2 separate regions of the Mus musculus genome follow, and region 2 is linked to region 1. The links are chromatin loops, found by intact Hi-C in ENCODE. Cell type or tissue: gastrocnemius. All regions are shown on one strand. Links, peaks and the distances in the headings refer to the core of each region. The heading gives the core; the rest is flanking DNA. Region 1 overlaps Gm3045 (predicted gene 3045). Region 2 has its middle 19 kb from the start of Tifab.

What was found. A loop is a pair of places that touch in the nucleus more often than their neighbours do. Peaks named below come from ENCODE experiments on the same cell type or tissue, not always from the same donor. Only the 100,000 strongest peaks of a DNase experiment are listed, where the experiment ranks them.
Region 2: it touches region 1 in a loop (5-fold over the local background); 33 of 42 quality-filtered maps call a loop at or near these places.

The regions. Positions count from the first base shown.
Region 1 is chr13:56,427,040-56,431,422 of GRCm38, reverse strand. Gm3045 (predicted gene 3045) reads right to left here. Exons shown (of 5, transcript NR_165659.1): 2 at 2,239-2,385; 3 at 1,936-2,064; 4 at 877-1,224. Among named protein-coding and RNA genes, the nearest start is that of Gm3045, 2.6 kb to the right of the region's middle. In gastrocnemius, for the core only: a CTCF peak has its summit at 2,084 (motif pointing right); DNase peaks (open chromatin) are centred at 993 and 2,097.
Region 2 is chr13:56,195,373-56,199,755 of GRCm38, reverse strand. No RefSeq gene overlaps it. Among named protein-coding and RNA genes, the nearest start is that of Tifab, 19 kb to the right of the region's middle. In gastrocnemius, for the core only: a CTCF peak has its summit at 2,093 (motif pointing left); a DNase peak (open chromatin) is centred at 2,069; H3K4me3 peaks cover 539 bases; H3K27ac peaks cover 252 bases.

The DNA of each region.
Region 1 (4,383 bases), core at 166-4,165:
CCAGACTCAGAAGGGGCTCAGGTGCACACAGGGTGGGAAGAGGCAGGTGGAGAGTAAATGGGTCACACCAGAGCCTTGCTGGATCTCCTGGCTGTGCAGTCAGGCTCCAGCTCAGCTCCTCCTGGCCCATCAATCCCGCCATCCCTGTAGCCCCAACCATGGGCCTCTGCTAAGGCCAGTGTTCAGAATCAGGAGCCTGTCTGCACACCCCTCTGAACCTGTTTCTTAGTCTTAGAATGACATTTCCTCTAAAAGCCTGGCAAGGCAGGCTCCTGGCTCCTAATGACTGCTCAGTAGAAGGGAGGTGGGCCTGGTTCTGAAGCACCACACTCCAGGTGGGAAGGCACTCCAGCCTCATGATGACACTATCTACAAAGCCAGTGTGTACTGTGTACCTTCAGGCCGTCCAGGAAGCCCTGGCTCCCTGTGCCCAGGTTTGCAGCAAGCTACAGAAGCAACGATGGGATCCAAATGGGGACACAGTAGGAATCCCCCTGCAGCCACTTTAGTGATTACCCTGCCATCTCCCCACCCCCACACCCAGCTTCATGATGCATATTTCCCAACCTAGAAGAACAAGGTGGGGTAGATGGTGTAGGATGGTGAATTTATGGGTGTGGCACTGGGTGGCTGAATGTGGCACAGGCCTCTCCCTTCTGCTTCTTAATGAGAAAGGCAAGCCCAGACATGAGGAGGGAGATACCAGGGTAGAAGACTGCATCATCACCAGGCACTGGTGAAGGTGTGGAGAGAAGGGGAGAGATGGTTCTTTCTGTGGGCCTCTGTGGGAAAAGGAGGACCCTCCCCCCCATTGGTGGTCTCTCTCTCCACCCCCAGGAAGGAGGAACAATGAAGGTCTGAGGGCTAGGCACTCACTAGGCCAGCTGGGGTCCCAGGGCAGGTGGCCTGAGCTGTGGGGGGCCTCTGTTCCAGTTCCCCTTGTCCCTCGATGATCAGGAGGCACTGGAGTATGACTCCCCAGAAGTCCCCACTGCCTTCACTCCTGCGCCTTCCCAGGCTGGCAGCACCAGGTTGGGGGGGTCACTCCCATGAACTCCCCAGCACAGAGGAGGAAACCACAGGGCTGGCCCGTAGCCTCTCTTCGGGGCTCCTGTAGTATGGTACAAATCCTGAGGCCTCATGAGCATGGTGCCCTCGCAAGCAGCAGCAGCAGACTGGTGAGGGTGGAAACCCAGAGATTAGGTCTGGCCCTGCCAAGAGAGACTGGGTGAGGAGAAATAGGAAATAAGCAAGATTCAGGCCCAGATGCAAGATAGAATCTGGGCTACAACTCTACAGGGGTGATCAAGGAAGGGGACAGGACCTAGGCCAAGTTCTGTCAAGTGGGGAACCTTTGGTAATGTTGCTTCCTCATCCAGAGGCCGCTATGGGAACGTCTGATCCTGGCCTTTGAATGCAGTACTTATCTCTGCAGTCCCTAGACCCCATGCCTAGTGGAATGGTTGTTCACAAGATTAGAGGGCACAGGACTAGGTCAGAACCCAGGCTTGGCATCTGCCAGCTGGGTGACCTAGGCTAACCTAAGCCTTGTTCCTTTGATTTAGAAGGAGATGTGTCTCACTAGCCCTGTCTCATGGTCACGAGGATTAAATGAAATGTCACCCATCCAGTGTCTGGGTGTGAAATTTGTCTAACCAATTTCAAGAAGTAACCAGGTGTTTCTAGGGCCTCGGCTCTGGCTTCAGGGCTTTCCTTGAATTCTTGTGGGTCATTTTTCATCTACAGAGCCACTTTCCTGCAAAGGGGGGGGGTGGAGGCTGGTGTACAATTGGACGGTCCCTCCTAGTCTCTGTGCCTCTAGCTACTGAGTCATCAGGGACCTGGCCAGGGTCTCACTGGGCAAGGAGAGGTAGGTATCTGGAGCATTTCAGAGTTTTGGTGTTGCCAGCCCTCCTGTGGCCTCTTCAAACTCACAAGGCATCCATCTCTGGCTGTGACTTTGTGGCAGCCATCTTGTGTCTCACTTCCCGGAAAGGGGTCTCTGGAGCCCAGACACCAGCTGCAGCCTTGAGGGGTGGTGGTGGCACTGGCGAGGTGCTCTTCCTGGGAACGGTAGTACGGGAAGAAGCCACTGGGTGGCGCTGAGTCCTCGAGGAACAGGCTCCCTTGGCTGCTCCAGCCAGCTTCGTGCCCTGGGCCGGTTTCAGCCAGCTGGGCCAGCTCCTCCACAGCCAGGGGCTGCTCATATGTGCAGAAGGGCAGGTACTCTGAGCCCACCTTGGAGAGGCCGGGAGAGCCAAGTGGCTCCCTGTCCCGTAGACTGGTAGCCCGCAGTTGCTGGGACAGGTGTTCTGGGTCCTCCCCCAACAGGAGGCTCAGAGAGATCAAGGTGCCGGACTCGGCTTCTTGGCTCTTCTGCATTGTCTAAGAAGAGAAGACTCTATCGGCCAGTGCTGCCTGCCCCCTTCCTAGTCCTGTCTATATTTGAGAGGCTTAGAGAGCTCACACCTGACCAGGGTTCCCCTCTGGGAGAAGTCTAGCAGTGCTCCTAACGATACTACTAAACCCAGGCTCTCTAACCTCATCATACTCTTTACCCTGCTGGCTCTTCAGCAGATCCTGGGCCCACCCTCAGTCACACCTCTCTTGACCCTACCTGAGCATCTCTGGCCCTTGCCCCACAAGTGTTCCTAGTTTCCCTGACTGCAACCGATATTCCTTCTTTCTCTCAGAAATGCTTTTCTTCGCCTGCCTGCTTTCTCTGCCTATTCTGCACCTGGGGTGGTCATGCCCCTGACACTCTTCCAAGAAAAACATAAAACAAAGAACAAAAGAACCCAAGAAATTGTTCCTTATTCTAACCTCCTGATCTCTGACTCCCCTAACTCACTGTGTTGGGTGCACACAGGCCTTCACTTGGCCTTTCCTGAGCAGGTCCCGGTCACTCCCCGTTGTGCTTACCGGAACCCTCCCCTTTCCTGGGTGATAGCTGCATATGGTTCCTGGTCATAGTGGCTTTATTCCCGAGCTAGTCACATCACCTTATTCGCTGACCCCTTCCAACTGAGAACACTCGTTCTTTGATGCACCCTCTGCCATGAAGCACTTGTTTTGGTTTGGTTATCTTGTATCCCGCTAACTATAAATTTCATCTATCTAGTTGACTTCTGTTTCCATGGGATCTAGAAAAGCCCTGGTGCCCAAGCAGTCAACAAAGAGTGGAAGGAGGAGGGAGGGCAGAAAGTATGGAAGGAGGAAGATGTAAGAGACAAAGATGGGGCTGTAGACATGGCTCAGGGGGTTAGGAAGAGCACTGGCTGCTCTTCTGGAGGATCCAGAGTCAAGTCCCAGCACCCACATGGTGGCTCACGGCAATTTGTAACTCCATTTCTGGAAGGATCTGATGCCTTCTTCTGACCTCAAACATCAGGCAAGCATGTTAGTGGTGTAGACACACACATGCAGACAAAACACCCATACACATGAGAGGGGGAGGGAGGAAGGGAGGGAGGGAAGGAAGGAAGAAGGGGAGGGCGAGAATGAGAGAGTAAGAGAATGAGGATGCCCACAGACTTGCCCAGGCTTGGTTGGGCGAACAAGCCATGTCTGACGAAGAGGCAGAGAAGAGAAATGGGGGATTCCTTCTTGGCCAGAGGGAAATAGAGACTACGAGTCTCCATTTCCATCACTACCTATTTGGACCATATCCAAAGGCCTCAAGCTGCTCCAGCCTAGAGACCATGGGCTTCAGGAAAGATTATTATAGCCTGTCATCTGGATTTCCTGACTCGTCTAGGGGGTCTCAGCTCTTGAATCAGTGACAGCCCCTAAGTCTCTGAATGTCACCTAACTCCTGGAGAAGTCCTGGTCATGGACTGATAGTGCCAGGAAGGGAGGGAGGGACCAGAGCATACAGGTGACACTGAAGAATGGCCCCTGCTCTTAATCCTCAGAAAGTCCACGAGGATGGACTCGTCTCTCCTGCTGCCCGGTAATGGGGAAGCAGGCTGGGCGACTGTACCAGGGCTGAGCCCCATCTGTCCCTCTGAAGCCTGAGCTCTTTGCTGTACATATGTGAAGTACATGTTCCCTGTGAGAGACATCCCAGTCCTAAGCCCTGGCATGGTGACTACGCCCTTATTTGTATGATCTTGGCAGATGCAACCATGTCTAGATAAGTTTTACTGGGTTAGGGCATGCCTTAGATCTATGACTGAGAAACTTGGACACAGACACCCAGGGAGCATGCCATGGTGATGATCTCCTGTGGCGGAAAATGGAGTGACAACTTTTCCCCTGGAGTCCCAAGAAAGAACTAACTCTGTTGACACCTTGACATCAGGCATCAGGCCTCCAACACTGTGTGGAAATGAACCATTTAAACCCACCAAGATTGCAAGTTGGTTATGGCAACCCTAGGAT
Region 2 (4,383 bases), core at 266-4,265, 230 kb after region 1:
GCAACCGTAGCTCCTGATTGCAGGACACACCTCTCCTCTCAGCCACTGCTAATGAGGCAGCACAGACGCCACCCACACAAGCTGCTAAACTGCTTCGGATGGACCGCTGCAGCCTTCCAGCAGGAATGGACTTAAAGGGTGTGTTTTTATAAGGAAGAAATGACATAAGCGTCCCCTCTTTGTTATTTAAATTTCATGAAAATCAACTATAGAAGGTGTGTAATTGAGCACAGAATAGGGCCCAGAATATATTCTGAAATAACGTGAGAGCCCTTTACAGATTATATATGAAAAAAAAAGTCAAAGAAAAGCAGAGTCTGTGTGAAAAACAGTGAACTATTTGAAGGAAGGAGGAGGGAGAGGAGGAGGGGGGTATGAAGAAGATCAAGCATGGCTGGAAGAGTTTTTGAGGGGATGGCTGGTTTTTGTTTGTTTGTTTGCTTGCTTGCTTGCTTGCTTGCTTGCTTGCTTGCTTGCTTGCTTGCTTGCTTAAAACATTCAAGATAGTATCTCACTCTGTAAGCCAGGCTGGCCTGGAACTGAATATATAGCCCAAGCTGGTCCTGAACTTGTGGTTATCCTCCTGTCTCAAGTTCCCAAATGCAGAAATCACAGGCACGAGGTACCACAGGCAGCTAGCAACTGGTTTTCTGAGCAGTTGCCTTGGTGTGTGACTTAGGGAAGCATGGATTGCAGGCCCAACAAAGTGATTCGGAATCAAACACAAGCTGCATACATGTCTTCAGCCAGAAACCAAGGCCAAGCCAACGAACTTTAGGAGCCTTCCACAAAGGCTAGCAGACAGGAAGAGGTACCAGCCTAAGACCTGCCTCTCTATCCCACCCTAGCATCTGCCCTGGGATCCAAAGACCATGAGCCTTAGCAGTCAAGCCTTCAAGTAAGGGGCCAGAGCTGGTCTGGAGACCTGACCCAGGTCACCTTGCAGGTGGAGAGCCTGTAGCCAGGAGCTGTCCTGACTCACTGTGGAAGGCTTCTCTGAGTCCAGTGCTCCCAAAGGGCCCACAGTCTGTTCCTTCTAAAATCCTGGCCCTAGCTCCCTTACGCTCCACCACCCTGTGCCGTTAGCACAGCTTCTCTTGGCCTATCTGACACCCTTCCCTCTCAAAACCCCATCTCCTATCTGTCCAACGAGGACAATACTATCTCCTGAAAGAGCTGCTGTGAGGGTGACCTAGACATGCACAGTACCCAGGAAAGCACCAGTCAGCCTGTAGGTGCTACACCAGCCTTGTCCCTCTCCTCTGTCAGTCCAAGTGTCACAGCATCTGCCTGAACCCCAGCTATGACCAATGACGTCTGCTTTCCAGGAAACTCTCACTTTCTTCTTCTTCTTCTTCTTCTTCTTCTTCTTCTTCTTCTTCTTCTTCTTCTGCTGCTGCTGCTGCTGCTGCTGCTGCTGCTGCTGCTGCTTCTCTTCCTCCTTCTCCTCCTTCCTCCTCCTCTTCCTCTTTCCTCCTTCTTTCTCCTCCTGCTTCTCCTTTTTATCCTCCTCTCTTCCTCCTGCTTGTTCTTCCACCTCCTTCTCTCCCTCCTCTCCTCTTTCTCTTCCTCCTCTTTCTTCTCCTCCTCCTCCTTCTTCTGAGATAGGATCTCACTATATAGTCTTGCCTGACCTGGAGCTCACTGTATAGATCAGGCTGACCCCTGTATAGATCAGGCTGGCCCCAAATTCATGAACCTGCGCCTGCCTCCTGAGTGAAGGATCACAGGTTTGACACCGCACTGGGCCCCATTAGCTTCTTGAGCAAAAACTGAGTACTTGGTGGTGACTGTTTCTATGAATGCCCAACCCTCCAACAGACAGCAAAAGCCACTCAGTCCAGGACTTCTCCAGTCCCAATCCCTTGTCTCAGGCTACTTCTGTCTTATTAACTCTTACATTGAGCCGCAGTGGCCTGGGAAGGCTGAATATAAGCTCACACCTAGCCCTGAAACTCAGCATGTGAGCCAGAGTCTGTTAAATGAGGGACTTTCAGTGATCAGAGCTGAGAGCTGAGCAGCAAGAAGCATCCGACAGGGAACGAGGTTAGCGCGCCATCTACTGGCAGTTCTGCGGACCAGCAGGAAAGGACTTGTCTAGCTGCCGGATGGAGCCCCCTTGAGGTCATTCGTCAGTAAGACGCTCCACGGAAATCCACACCCCAGCCACCCACACACTGCCTGGAAATCAACAAATGTTGCTGGCTTCTTGTGAAAAGCACCAACAAATTGCTGGTTTCTTGTGAAAAGAGATACGATGTATCGAGGATATGAAAGAAACGGCTTCTCTTCAACTCGCCACTCCAGGTTGTGAATTTAAGATGATTTTGGAGACTTGGGGCAGGATTCCCGGACCCTGGCAGTTACTGCAGCACTATGACAAGCAGGCATTGGGGGCAGACAGAACCCAGTGCCATTTTACAGCCCTGCCACTTACTAGCTGTGGGACCCGGGCAGGCATTTTGCCATCTCTCCCAGTCTGTAAAGCAAGCCCGTAATTAGTACGTAACCTACGTACGCTACTTATGTAACCTACGTACATATGTAACCTAAGTACATAACCTAACAGGAGAGTGAAAACAAAGCCACTCTTTGATGCCTACACAGCACGAGAGCCTCCAACCCGCTCAGGCTCGGCTCCTTCTCTCCAGCCACCCTCCAGGATGTCCCCAGTTTATGAGTTGCTACCCCAGCTCTCTGAGCCCGGCTGCCATTGTCCGCTCCCGCTGTCTCCTAGCCCACGATTCTCTCTGCTTTGTTCAGCTGACCTTTTGCCACCTCTAGCAAGATCCCTCAGGCTTCCTGCTTCCAGACCTGCTCACTTTAAATATGGGCAACACCAACACTCCCCCACCCACCCCACCCCCCCAGAAAAAAAATACACAGAGGATCAGACCTGACTGAAGTAAGAGAGAGGAACAGAACCTGATGGGACGCTAGATCAACTTCCGGGCAGAACCAGCCCTAGGATGCATCTGAGTCTCTGCATTATCTGCTGGACAATGCAGATAATGGCTTCTCTGACCAAGCTTCCAGGCAGCAGAAATCTATGTGCATGAATACAAATATTTAGGAGGAAGTTTGACAGCAAGCCCATCTGGTAAAACAACGATAATAGGTTCCCACCCAGAGCCCATGACCTCTGGAGCCACTGACATTTGACCAAGCTTACAGTATAGGCATAAAATCTCTACTGTGGTGCAGGCCTTAAATCAAGTTAGAAAGTGCTTGGTTGTCTCTAACTATGTTGGCATGGTGACACTGAAAGGAAATAAAACTGTAATTCATGTAATGTATGTTAAATAGCCCAAAGAGTTGTTTCTGAGCTTTGAAACCTGGGGCTGAGAACATAGCAGAACAGACCAGGACATGCCCGGGCAAGCCCATCGCCTCCCTAGCTCCCACCCCTCTGACCTAAGTTAAATGTTACAGGCTGCTGATGTTTAAATGGACCAATCATGTGAAACCGCGCCAATTCCTCCCCCAGCCCCACTCCTTTTCTATAAAAACCCCTAGCTTCCAAGCCTCGTGGTTGAATCCACTGTCTCCTGTTATGTGAGATACGTTTTGACCCGGAGCTCCGCCATTAAAAAACCTCTTGTTGTTACATCAAGGTGTTGTGTTCTATTCGTGATTCTTGGGTGCACGCCAAATCGGGAGCTGAGTGGGGGTTTCCCCACTGAGTTCTTTCAACACCAGCAGGCACATCCCGTCAGAGGTCAGCATTGTAGCATGCAGGCTTCCATAGCAGCCCGTGCAGCACCTTTCTGCACTGTGGTAGGTAACCACGGCTTTCCTGAGCTGTCAAGGTTTATTTCTCTGTGGCCTGAATCAGAGTGAGTGGTGTTGTCAACAACAGTGTCCTACCATCTCAGTGTGGCGGGTGTGATGGTTTGTATATGCTTGGCCCAGGGAGTGGCACTATTAGGACGTGTGGCCTTATTGGAGTGGATGTAGCCTTATTGAAGTAGGTATAGCCCTGTTGGAGTAGATGTGGCCTTGTTGGAGTGGGTGTATCACTGTGGGCATGGGCTCTAAGACCCTCATTCTAGCTTCCTAAAAGTCAGTCTTCTGCTAGCAGCCTTCAGATGAAGATGTAGAACTCTCAGCTCCTCCTACACCATGCCTGCCTGGATGCTGCCATGTTCCTGCCTTGATGATAATGGACTGAACCTCTGAACCTATAAGCCAGCCCCAATTAAATGTGGACCTTATAAGAGTTGCCTTGGTCATGGTGTCCGTTCACGGCGGTAAAACCCTAATTAAGACAGTGGGCAACCAGACACCTTGGCTTTTTCTACATAAAGTCAAGTTGTCCCATCAGTTACTCTCCCTCCCTTCAAAAAATAGAGACCAGTCCTTTTCTCAAAGATATCTCCAACA